2 separate regions of the Homo sapiens genome follow, and region 2 is linked to region 1. Evidence: chromatin contacts called from ENCODE Hi-C data. All regions are on one chromosome and are shown on one strand. Each heading gives the region's core, a stretch centred on a gene start or an enhancer-like site at or near the end of the contact. The rest is flanking DNA. Distances are from core to core; before and after follow the strand shown.

Region 1 (5,870 bases), core at 2,916-5,415:
TTGTTGGGCAGGTTTTTAAAGAAAAGCTGTGGGCAAGATTAGGCAACTGTCTTAAGTGATCAAACGGAAAAAGAAAAGTTTTGTTTTTTAATTCCCTAACATTTTGAATTAAGATACTTTTTATTACATCTAACATACCACTCATAATTAAAAAAAAAAAAAACTGTACCAAGAGTGTAGGGACCAGCCCCACAGGATCGGTGGGTTTTTCTCCCCGTGTGCGGAGACGAGAGATTGTAGAAATAAAGACACAAGACAAAGAGATAAAAGAAAAGACAGCTGGGCCCGGGGGACCACTATCACCAAGACACGGAGACTGGTAGTGGCCCCAAATGCCAGGCTGTGCTGATATTTATTGGATACAAGACAAAGGGGCAGTGAGCCATCTCCAATGATAGGTAAGTTCACGTGGGTCACGTGTCCACTGGACAGGGGGCCCTTCCCTGCCTGGCAGCCGAGGCAGAGAGAGAGACAGCTTACACCATTATTTCTGCATATCAAAGACTTTTAGTACTTTCCCTAATTTGCTACCGCTATCTAAAAGGCAGAGCCAGGTGTACAGGATGGAACATGAAGGCAGACGAGGAGTGTGACCATTGAAGCACAGCACCACAGGGAGACGGTTAGGCCTCCAGGTAACTGCGGGTGGGCCTGACTGGTGTCAGGCCCTCCACAAGAGGTGGAGGAGTAGAGTCTTCTCTAAACTCCCCCGGGGAAAGGGAGACTCCCTTTCCCGGTCTGCTAAGTAGCGGGTGTTTTTCCTTGACACTGACGCTATCGCTAGACCATGGTCCTCTTGGCAACGGGCGTCTTCCCAGACGCTGGTGTTACCGCTAGAACAAGGAGCCCTCTGGTGGCCCTGTCCGGGCATAACAGAAGGCTCACACTTGTCTTCTGGTCACTTCTCACTATGTCCCCTCAGCTCCTATCTCTGTATGGCCTGGTTTTTCCTAGGTTATGATTGTAGAGCGAGGATTATTATAATATTGGAATAAAGAGTAATTGCTACAAACTAATGATTAATGATATTCATATATAATCATATCTAAGATCTATATCTAGTATAACTATTCTTATTTTATTATTTTATTATACTGGAACAGCTCGTGCCCCCAGTCTCTTGCCTCGGCACCTGGGTGGCTTGCCGCCCACACAAGAGGAAATTAAATATTTTAAAAATACATTTTAAAAGCTACTAAATCTTTTGGTGCCTCAGTTTCTTCATCTTAATATAGAGATAATAAAATGGTTGTGAGGATTAAGTGAGAAAATATGTATAAAGCATTTTAAATTCATGAATATTAACAAACATTGCTCCTGATTTTTTGCCACTTGAAATGTCCTCTGAGCCTATAATTTCAATACTTATTTTTCCATAGTTTATAAACCATATGCTATCACTAAAATCTCTACTAAACTACACAGAATTATATGCTATCATCTCAGAAAAAAGCCAAGCCTTAAAAAAAAAAAAGCAACAACTTTTTGAGTCATTAACCCAAGACAAAATGTGTTAAATTGTTAAAATAATAAGTACTCACTGAACATACACAGTTTCAGAGTATCATGACACTCACTGTTCTGCACTGTGCACTGCAGACATAAAAATTAAAAGGACAAGGGCAGTCTCGCACTATATATTTATAAGCAAAAAGCACAGCCTGGAGAAGTCTTTAAACCCATTTGAGTAAAATCTTAAGGGGAAATAAAAAGGCCAATGGCTAAATATGCATAAAATGTAATAAGAGATAGATTTGGAGAATTCTAGTAGTATTGATAGAACATCAGCAGGTTGGAAGAGACTGGTGTAATATTATGAAGATGGTCCTTGGGAAGAGAAGTTGGTACCAGACTCTGAAGGGCTCTGTAAATAAAAAGCAAAGCTAAGAAATTTGAATTATATATGGTAGACAATGAGAAGCCATCAGAGATACTTATGGAGCAACATCTGGAGGGAGACTGAAGAGAGGCAAGAAATATTACTTTTTTAAAAAAGCATAAACTTTTGAGTTAAATCTAATTTCCGACTTCAGTTCCAACGTGTTACTAGTTGTGTGAGAACAAATTACCGAGCCCCTCTTAGCCTGTTTTCTTATTTGAAGATAGTAACTACCTCAGCGATATTGTAAAGATTAATGAGAGAATGTATGTGATGCGGTTTTTACAGTTTAGTAACTCAATGTAATTGGAGACTTATGTATCATTTGCTATGTGGCACACACTATTTTAAGGTCTTTGTATATATTAACTCATTCAATCCTCACAATAATCCTACAAAGTAGGTAACCTCATCATACGGTAGAGGGAAATGAAGCAGAGAGGTTAAACAGCTTGCCCAGGGTCACCTAGCTATCAAGTGGTGGAGATGGGCTTCAAACCAAGGCAATCTGGCCCCAGTTCCATGTCTTTAATCAACACATTATAATGCCTTTCTAGGAAAGATCAAATCAGTGTTTTGAAAACTCACAGTATTTTCTAACCTTTCAGTTAAATATGCAGACTGTTCAATGCCATCCTCCAGACCTACTGATTCAGAATCTGAGATCTGAAGTGCAGGAATCAGCATTGTTGAACAAATCCTTCAAGGTAGTGTATACACAATAAATTCTGAAACTCACTGATTTAAGAAAGAGCAAAAATCCAATGAAAATAATTCAGGTAGAAAAAAATAAAGAGATTAGGATATAGCGATCAATTTTTAAAAATTACCATTTGTTGACAGCACATATGAAATGAGCAGAAAGGCTTAGAGAAGTATAGCCAATGTCTCTGTTACAAAGACACTATATGAAAAATGCTCATATTTTAACTATCCTAAACACCGAGTATTTAAGTCTATTCTTCCTGGCTAACACTTAAAAGTTCAATAGCAGGAAGAATGGGGGTGCTGGAATAGCCAGCACTGGATGAAGGAATGTTTTTATTCTGATTATTATGAAGTCCTACTTTTAAAAATATATTTATACATTTAAATGGTACAATATCCTGGTGTTAAAACCTTAAAAGGAACTTAAAATATCTTTTCGTATTAAGCTACACAAAACTGACGATTTTTAATAAAGATGTAAAACTTGTACACATTTAAAGTTCCCATTTATAGTTTACATTTATGGCACACTTTTAAACCATTCCAGAAGGCATGACTTTACTACTGGGTTAGACAGAGTTCCATATTTCAGATAGTTCATCATTAAAAATTAAAAAAAAAAAAGCCCAAAACAATAAAACCCAAAGAAACAGATGCTCAAAGCATTAGTGGATTACTTCCAAAAAGACTCCATAATAACCCAGTTGGCCAATGAATGAGGGAGGCGAAAAGGCAGGGCGGTGGAACTAAACCTTATCCCTATTGTTTGCAAACTAAGACCCTAGTTAATCACCACCGCTGTTACCACAGCCGGTTTAAATAGGAGTCTCGGATTTTTGCGGTACATGAAAAATGTCAACCGTGAAAGAAAAATATCCGGGTTTTAAATACAAAGGACACTCGAATTTCAGTTTAAATCCCACTCAGGCATTTCAAAGACTGTCACTTCCCTGCAGTCCAGAGTTAATCAAGGTTGCCCGGGTATCTCTCTCAGGAGGAACGCGGAGCCACGTAGAGCATCTTTTCATTCTAAACCCGCCCCAACCTTCCATCTTTCATTAAAAGAGATTTGTTTAAACGTGGCAACGCCTTCACAGTGAGATTTAACTACTGTTAAAATTTCAGCATTCGAGCCGAATTGGTGGAAATAATAAACTACGGGTTTAAAAAAAGCCACGGAGGATGCGTATAAACAAGGTTTACTCGCGGGGGACCGGCAGGGCCTCCGAATCCTCAACACTGAGAGCTGGCTGGCGTGCGCAACCGTCGAGAGCGCTGGTCCAGCAAACGCCCCCAGTGCCCCGAATTCCCTTAGTCTCCAGGCCGGGCCCCAGCACCAGACGTCCCCAAAAGCACTGCGAGGCCCCGGCTGCGACGTCCGGCCTCCTGACACCCTCTCCCACCCCACGGTCCTGCTTCTCTCTCTGGAACGTTCTGCGTCTTCCCGTTCCCCATTTACTCACCAAGGAGAGCTGGGCAGAAGTTCCAGAGCCTCAGTGCCACTTTTCCCGGCCCGCTGTACGTCGGGGCACGCCGACCGCGAGCAGCCACATTCAACGGCCCACAGGATTCAAATTCGTCCACTTCCGCTCGCAAACCCGGAAAGAGCGGTCGGCCCCGCCCTCGAGGGGTGGGACCCGCGGAGGCGCTGGCTGTGGGGAAGGGCCCGTGTGCTCCCGCCCTTCTGGCGCTCCTGCGCTGCTGCTCGGTGCTAACCTGGCTGTGTCGCCTTCGCTTGTTTGTTTTGTCGGGTCTCTCTCCCTATTTAGGAGCTCAGAAAAACTCCGGGCGCGGGGTCATTGTTTCCGCCTATTTGCTCTTGAGGGGATCCTCTTTTTTCCAAAATGGACAGAGATGTGCTGAAGTTTCGTCACCTTCGAGGAATGGGGCGAATGAAAGCACGAACGGAGGCAGGAGGGTTTTATCTTTCCCTTCATCCTCGAGGAAACAGCAGCAGCAGCAAGAAGGAAAAAAACAAACCCTCCAAGTACTTAGTGCAGCCTTTCCTGGGCCTCTCAGTCCTATCCCGGCACAGTCAGGGCTTTTAATTTATTTCTGTCCTGGGTTTAGGGAAAACAAAAAGCCAAGTTCACCCGTATTCAGCCAAAAGTTGAAAATAAGTGGTCGGACCAATTCCTGGTCTCAAATAAACTATTTGATGGTGTTAGAAGGCAATAAATTTTATTTCCCCCCTCAGATAAGGGCTCACTTTACGAGATTATTAAGTATTGTCCCGTGAGATTATTGAAACAACAGTATCTTTTCCTTTATCGAGGACCACAGTATGTCTTTGATCCAAAACGTCTTAAGCTTCTGAAGAGACATCTGGGAGCTTCCAGAAACTAAAGGAAGGACTGGAAATGCTAGGGGGTGAGGGGCGCTAAATAACTCTGACCTTTATGGCTGTGATTGATGTTGCCACCAGATCATCCTCACATCTAATAACATTGAATTACCTAAACGGATCAGTACAAACCAAACCATGACAGCATACCTTTAGCCTTTGTCAAAAATACAGTTTGAGGGCCGGGCGCGGTGGCTCACGCCTGTAATCCCAGCACTTTGGTAGGCCGAGGCGGGTGGATCACGAGGTCAGGAGATCGAGACCATCCTGGCTAACATGGTGAAACCCCGTCTCTACTAAATGTACAAAAAATTAGCTGGGCGTGATGGCAGGCGCCTGTAGTCCCAGCTACTCGGGAGGCTGAGGCAGGAGAATGGTGTGAACCCGGGAGACGGAGCTTGCAGTGAGCAGAAATTGCGCCACTGCACTCCAGCCTGGGCGACAGAGCGAGGCTCTGTCTCAAAAAAAAAAAAAAAAAAAAAAAAAAAATACAGTTTGAAAGGTTTACTAGATTTCTGAGAACCTATGCTACAGGTAATCTGACACAGGGGGTGTGTAAAGCTATTAACTGATGTACTGTTTTTAACAGTGGAAGATAGAAAATAATCTGTGTCTACAAATAAGGAAGGGGTTAAATACATGTAAGTTATGATACTTTAGCATCTGATATACTGACGCTGCGGGCACTAAAAGTAATGAAGTAGATCAGCGGGTACTGAAATGAAATACTGAAAAAGTTTAAGAAGGACTGTAGTATCCTTGTTTGAAAGTATGTGTGTGTATATGGTATACAAAGTTTTGGGATGGATACCTAAGCTGTAAACATCTCTGGGAGCGGGCTGGTAAATAAGAGTAGGAAGAGATGGAGAACTTTTACCTTTCACTTTATCACCAGTTGAATTTTTAAGATAATAAACTTTTTTTTTAATTTTGCAATTT
Region 2 (6,016 bases), core at 209-2,708, 630 kb after region 1:
GTGTTTGGGGCTCCATTACTGACCCTGGGAACACGGTTCTAAAGGAAGCTACCTTGCAATATCTTGGGCCACAACCAGAAGTTAAGACAATAAATAAATAAATAAATAAATAAATAAATAAATAAATAAAACAGAACAAAATAAGCTATACAAAATACAAAATGTTTGTTTAGGTATGTTTGTGTGTACTTACGCAGAGGAAGGGGAAAGTCTAGGGAAGTGGCGAAGAGAGAGGCAAAGCTGACTACATTATCTGCGTGGCCCATTGCAAAATACAAATGTGAGACTCCTTGATTAAAAATTATGAAGAAGAACAAAACAGCGACAGTAGACTATTGTCCCAGAATATTAAACCAAACACGGGTCTTATGAGCTGTGGCCTATACAACTGCATAGTCGCACACCCATGAAGCCCACCCTGGTTGGAGGGGAGAATTATAATTCATCTCCAGCGAATGTAAAGCAATCCCCACCCTGCCAAAACAACAGTAAAAATAAACGGCGATCCAAATTAGGGCAGGTTGTGCCCAATCCTGATGGCTGTGCTTGTGATGACGGTGGCGGTGCTGAGGTGGACTTGGGGGCACTGCTCCTATATAACAGACTTTAGATTGATAGAGGAGAAGGAAAATAGTTTCTGAAGCTCCAAAGTAGAAACTTCAGGCGCAAAGAATAAGGTAAAGGAAAGGAGACCGCATCAGACCTCCCTCCTGCCCTTGGGCAGTCAATGCCTTTTCTTTCCAAAGCGACCCTCTCCTTAGATCACTGTGTATATCCGGTGCCTTAGGAGCTGGGGTGGAGTACGTAGGTTTGGCTGTAAGGGCGCGTCAGAGCGACAAAAAGGGTAGAGACAAGTTTAAACCCCTTTCTGTGGAGTGGCTTCCTACCCTCTTTGGCCACAAACCCCAGGGCTCCCAGAGGGGCCTGGATGTAAGTGGGTTCCAGATGACCCATCCTCCCTTGACCCTCCGAAGGTAAGACCCAAGGGGAACCGCTGTGATCAGCATTCTTGAATTCCTCAAAAGTCACCTCACTTGTAGAAGTGCGTAGTCCTCCAGCATTTGGAAGAGGTGGCAGGGACCTTGGGGCCCGGGAAGTTCGCGACCCCAGGAAGCGGGTCTGAGGCGGTGCACCCCATCCACTCCGTCCGCAGTCGGGGCGGGGCAGCGGGACCCGAGAGGACGGGAATCCCTGCAGGGAGGGAAGGGCCGCGCCTGCCGAGGCGGCTCCGAGCCCCGCCACTCGGTCCTATCCCGGCTCGCGGAGGCTCAGGCCCCGGGAACTGCGGGCGGAGGGGGCGGCGACCGGGCACCCTGCGGCCACTGCGGCCGCTGCTCCTGCGACTCCCGCGCCCGCCGGGTGGTGGCTCCCCAGTGCCCGCCCCCAGCTCCCCTTCCCCGCCCCTCACGCCCCCTTCCCGCCCCGGCCCCCGCCCGGCGCTCGGGCCGCGCCGACCCGTCGCCCCGTCCTTCCGAGCGCGCCAGGCGGCAGATTCTTGGCGGCGGCGGCGCCTCCCCAGTGCCGGCGGCCCCGAGCCGGCTGCCGCGTTCCGGGCCTCAGAGTCCTCCCGCCTCGGCCATTTTCCCTCCTCCCCATCTCCTCCCCTTAGTCCCCTCCCCTCCCGATCCTCATCCCCTTGCCCTCCCCCAGCCCAGGGACTTTTCCGGAAAGTTTTTATTTTCCGTCTGGGCTCTCGGAGAAAGAAGCTCCTGGCTCAGCGGCTGCAAAACTTTCCTGCTGCCGCGCCGCCAGCCCCCGCCCTCCGCTGCCCGGCCCTGCGCCCCGCCGAGCGATGAGCGCCCCTCCGGTCCTGCGGCCGCCCAGTCCGCTGCTGCCCGTGGCGGCGGCAGCTGCCGCAGCGGCCGCCGCACTGGTCCCAGGGTCCGGGCCCGGGCCCGCGCCGTTCTTGGCTCCTGTCGCGGCCCCGGTCGGGGGCATCTCGTTCCATCTGCAGATCGGCCTGAGCCGTGAGCCGGTGCTGCTGCTGCAGGACTCGTCCGGGGACTACAGCCTGGCGCACGTCCGCGAGATGGCTTGCTCCATTGTCGACCAGAAGGTAAGTCGCCGCACCGCTGCCAGCCCGGCGCCTCCCCGCGGCGCAGGGGGCGCTGCCCGGCTGGCCCTCTCCGCGCCAACTTTCCGGCTCCCGGGGCTCGGCTGGCCGCCAGCCTCGCCGGCGCTCTGGAAGCGGCTGGCCCCGCCGCGGCTGGACGCCTGCAACCCGAGGCGCTGCGCTCGCTGTTGCTCATCCTCCTCTCGCCCCATCTTCCTCTATTCACCGATTTCTCTCCAGTCCGCCGCCTCCTCACCCATTTCCATCCTTCTCATGACATTTCCAGGTATCTTGCCCTTTCCTCGCCGCGCCCCTCCTTGTCCTTGAGACTTCCCAGTTTTCTTCCCCTCTCTCCCCTACGGACCCTGGACCAGCGCATTCCTGGTGCAGGAATCCTCCTTCCTGCACCAGAGTGCCCCCGGAATGACCTGGAGACAAGGAATTTCTCACCTGTCAGATAAGCTTTTAAGAGAGTGTGATTGACTCGGCCAGTTGTCAAAACAACTGACCAGGAGTGCAGGTACCCAAGGCCTTGTCATCTTTTAGTTCCACTTCTGTATGAGCATGGAAACACATTTTCCAACGACAAAACCTGAAAGTTGCGACCTTCCTATTTTTCATTCCCGGGATGCTGATAGTAGGACGTTGAAGTGGTGGGGGTGATGTCCAGGAACACCCCGAGGCTGGCTGTGTCCTTAAGTTTGAGGCTGTGGGGCTCTGGACAGCGGCCACTGAAGGCAGGTTAGAAGGGTCATTATCCGGGGCCAGGCCACCCCCAGAGGAGACTCAGCCCACCCACCACTGTTTACAGTAGCAATTTGGATTTTCAGGTTGCCTCTGGAGCCATCCAGATGGATGTTGCATGGAAGGGGGTGATACAGACGTGAGGCAGAGGGGGCCATGGCGCCAGTCTTCTTAGTGTAAACAGCCAGCGTTTCAGGAGTGGAGACAGAGGTCTCTAAAGGTGCTGAATTTTTCAGCCCTGGAGGACTGGCTAGCACTCCTTTTGCTTTCTAATTATCACTTGAATAATCATGAATTGCTTTCTTTAAATTATTTGTAACAGAGTTTGCTAAATCTTAAGGGTTGTGAATTGCAGCACTGAGCACAGGAATGTTAAAAGCTCCAGGTGGAAAAAAATCACTGATCTAGAAAGTTGTGAAAGTTCTAGACTAAGGTAACAATGAGTGCCAGGAATTTATTTATGGAAATTTACTTTTATATTACGGGTAATGTCAACTGTTTGCAACTTCCAAGAAAATGACACGTTTTGTCTAATGCTGATGTAAGTCATATCATGCTCCTTTTCCACATCAGTATTGTGGAATGTCTATTGTGGGTCAGCAGGAGCACTCCTAGGCACTGTGAAAGCCTTGTATACAATCCTCTCCATTTGGATGCAGACCAGTTAATGAAACAGCAATGCTTCATAAGCACGTATACAATGTAAAACAAAATTTCTCAAAAAGCAAAGGTAATTCTGTACAATTTTAACTTTTCTAAATTCTAAAGCAAGTGAAGTAGTGTCAGAGAATATTCAAATTGGGTCAAAGTAATATTGATAGACTTTGTTTTGACCAGCTTGAATTCTCCCTCCACCCCGCCCCCCACTTCCTCCTGGAGTTCAGAATGGGGAGACTGATGCCTAGTTCAAGAGGTTTGGTAGTGGGATTTTAAATGGAGGGTGAATTCCAGGTGTCTCAGAAGCTACCAAGGGGCGTGTTACATGGAGAGAGTGAGACGAGAGCAGAGGGAGAGGGACAGCAAGCACCTATGGAATGCAGCAGGCCTGCAGGTGGTGGCCTGGGTATTTAAGGGAAGTACAGTTATGAAAAGGCCTTGAATTAAACTCAAATTGCTAGAAGCCTCAGTAATCTTTTCATAGCGACATCATACCAAGGACATCTGAAAGATGGATTTGCTGTATGGAGGTTTTAGAATGCCAAAAATGTTATGGCAGAAAGAGCACCGAAGTTCAGTCATGAGCTAGTTGGAACATGAGTCAAGACTTGGGGGAGAGACTGGGAGAAATACTGGAAAGGGAAAATCATCAGCCCTGATTGGTGACTGATTTATAAGGGGAATCCTTTCCTTTTGTATTTATTCTAGTAGTTTCTTCTCTCTCTCAAAGAAGTTTGAAAAGTTTGACTGTTTGGAATAGTTAAGGTAAAGATCTCACTTTTTTTTTAGGTTATAAAAAAGTTGGGGTTAGATTTATAGATGTGAACTTGAGGGTTATTTATATACAGAATACTGTAAATAAATATATACTGGATAGTGTTTCTGGACAGAGGACTTTTTCAATTTCTCTGTCATTTGTCATCTCTTTCAGAATATATTATTATCCCAGCAGAAACAAAATTAAGAGAGCTGAAGGTCCATCACAGGATACAGGATCTCTGTGTGTTGTGACAGTAGGAATGGCAGAGTGTCAGTGTGGAGTTAAGGAAGTGGGAGGGAGTTCTTTTGTCTTTTATTTCAGTTTTTTTTTGGAAGTACCTTATGAGGACGTCAGCTATGAGGAAGGATGACAGGAGTTTGGGGATTGGATGTTTCAGGAGAGAGCAGAGGGTTTGAAATCATTTACAATTTACTATGTGGGCTGAAGTCGTGTGGAACTTACAGCAGAAGGTTCTCCTGATCTTTCTGAGTCTTCCACATCTGTTGTTTTAAATGTGTTAAGAAGTTTTTCATTCACTTTGTTCAGGAGCTCCCTAAGTACTAACATAGATCATACGAGCATTGGAAATATTAGCTGACAGTTTCAGTAACATCACAGGACATTTCCTTTGGGATGAGCAACTGAGGTGTACAAGGCTGCATAAGTTTCCCTGAGAAACTCACCTGTAAATTATTATTGTTATTATTTAGAATTTAGAGTATAGTTGTTCTCTAATTATGTAGCAGACACGATTGTACTTGAAACATTGTGATGGTAATTCAACAAAAAATACTTATTTTAAGATAACGTACCCTAAGTATATACTGACTTATATAAGTAAAGAATTATTTCTTTCATCTTCTAGTTTAGGTGAAAAATCTAGTCTTGCTTTTTTGTATGTAACAATGTATGGCTATATAATATGTTATTCTTTCTTTTTAGAAAGTATTGATCCAGGGTTTTATTTACATTATGTTTGTTTATTTAGTTTGCAAGTGTGTGACGTTGAAGCCTGGTTGTATATAAAGATATGTATTCTGTTAGTGTACATGGTTATTGTTTTCAGGAGGGTAAAAAATAATAACAATCATTGACTTCACTTTGAAACACTGTTACTTTCTACTGTCAAAGAAACCTTGAATATGTAGACTGAGGAGGAATTGTTTTAAAGCAAGGAAAAAAATTCCAGAGGAAGAGCTAGTTTGGTTTCATAGTACATCATCTACTTATCTACCACACACACAAACACACACACATACTTTTTTTTTTTTTTTTTTTTTCCTCAAATGAGCTGTGTTACTCTTTAGGGATGCTTGATGCCATTAATATGATTGTTCATTTTGGTTATTACCTTATTAGAAAGGCAACTGATATTTTACTCTTAAATGTACTTAAATGGAGTAATAGCATTTATAAGACTCCTGGCATATAGTTTCACTTTTCAGAATCATCTTTTGGCTAAAGAAATTTAACAGTGAGATTTTAAGTAGATAGCTCACTAAAGAAGTAAGGTTAGTGCCTTGGTTTGAAAGTAGCATTACTTTGCTTGTAATTGTTTCACTTTAATTGTATTATACATTGTTTTCTTAATAGTTGTGATGTCATTTTTCTCTTTATTACTAATTTTAGATACTCCACACATTCCACATAGATTGAGAAAGCCGAAAGTAATTAGGTGCTTGATCAATCCAACTCACCTGGACCAACAAACTCCTTTTAAACTAATGATGGTCTTTGGGGCTTAGGTGTATATATTTTTATTCCAATTTTATAATTGGCTATATTATATGTCTACTGATTTC

What was found. Hi-C counts contacts between places; a loop is a spot of excess contacts on that map. Pooled maps may share reads with other maps.
Region 2: a loop to region 1 is called in a map of endothelial cell of umbilical vein, with 8 times the contacts of the local background. The contact joins the promoter of PRKD1 here to the promoter of G2E3 in region 1. A Hi-C loop is called at or near these places in 1 of 168 maps with a recorded cell type or tissue (endothelial cell of umbilical vein) and 9 of 50 pooled maps.

The regions. Positions count from the first base shown.
Region 1 is chr14:30,557,453-30,563,322 of GRCh38, reverse strand. G2E3 (G2/M-phase specific E3 ubiquitin protein ligase) reads right to left here and starts at 4,165. Exons shown (of 15, transcript NM_017769.5): 1 at 4,051-4,165. G2E3-AS1 (G2E3 antisense RNA 1) reads left to right here. Exons shown (of 4, transcript NR_151720.1): 3 at 2,488-2,586. RefSeq lists an enhancer at 4,310-4,499.
Region 2 is chr14:29,923,289-29,929,304 of GRCh38, reverse strand. It overlaps PRKD1 (protein kinase D1), which reads left to right and starts at 1,458. Exons shown (of 18, transcript NM_002742.3): 1 at 1,458-2,056. The coding sequence starts at 1,793. It overlaps LOC105370429 (a long non-coding RNA gene), which reads right to left and starts at 1,178. Exons shown (of 3, transcript XR_943703.2): 1 at 194-1,178.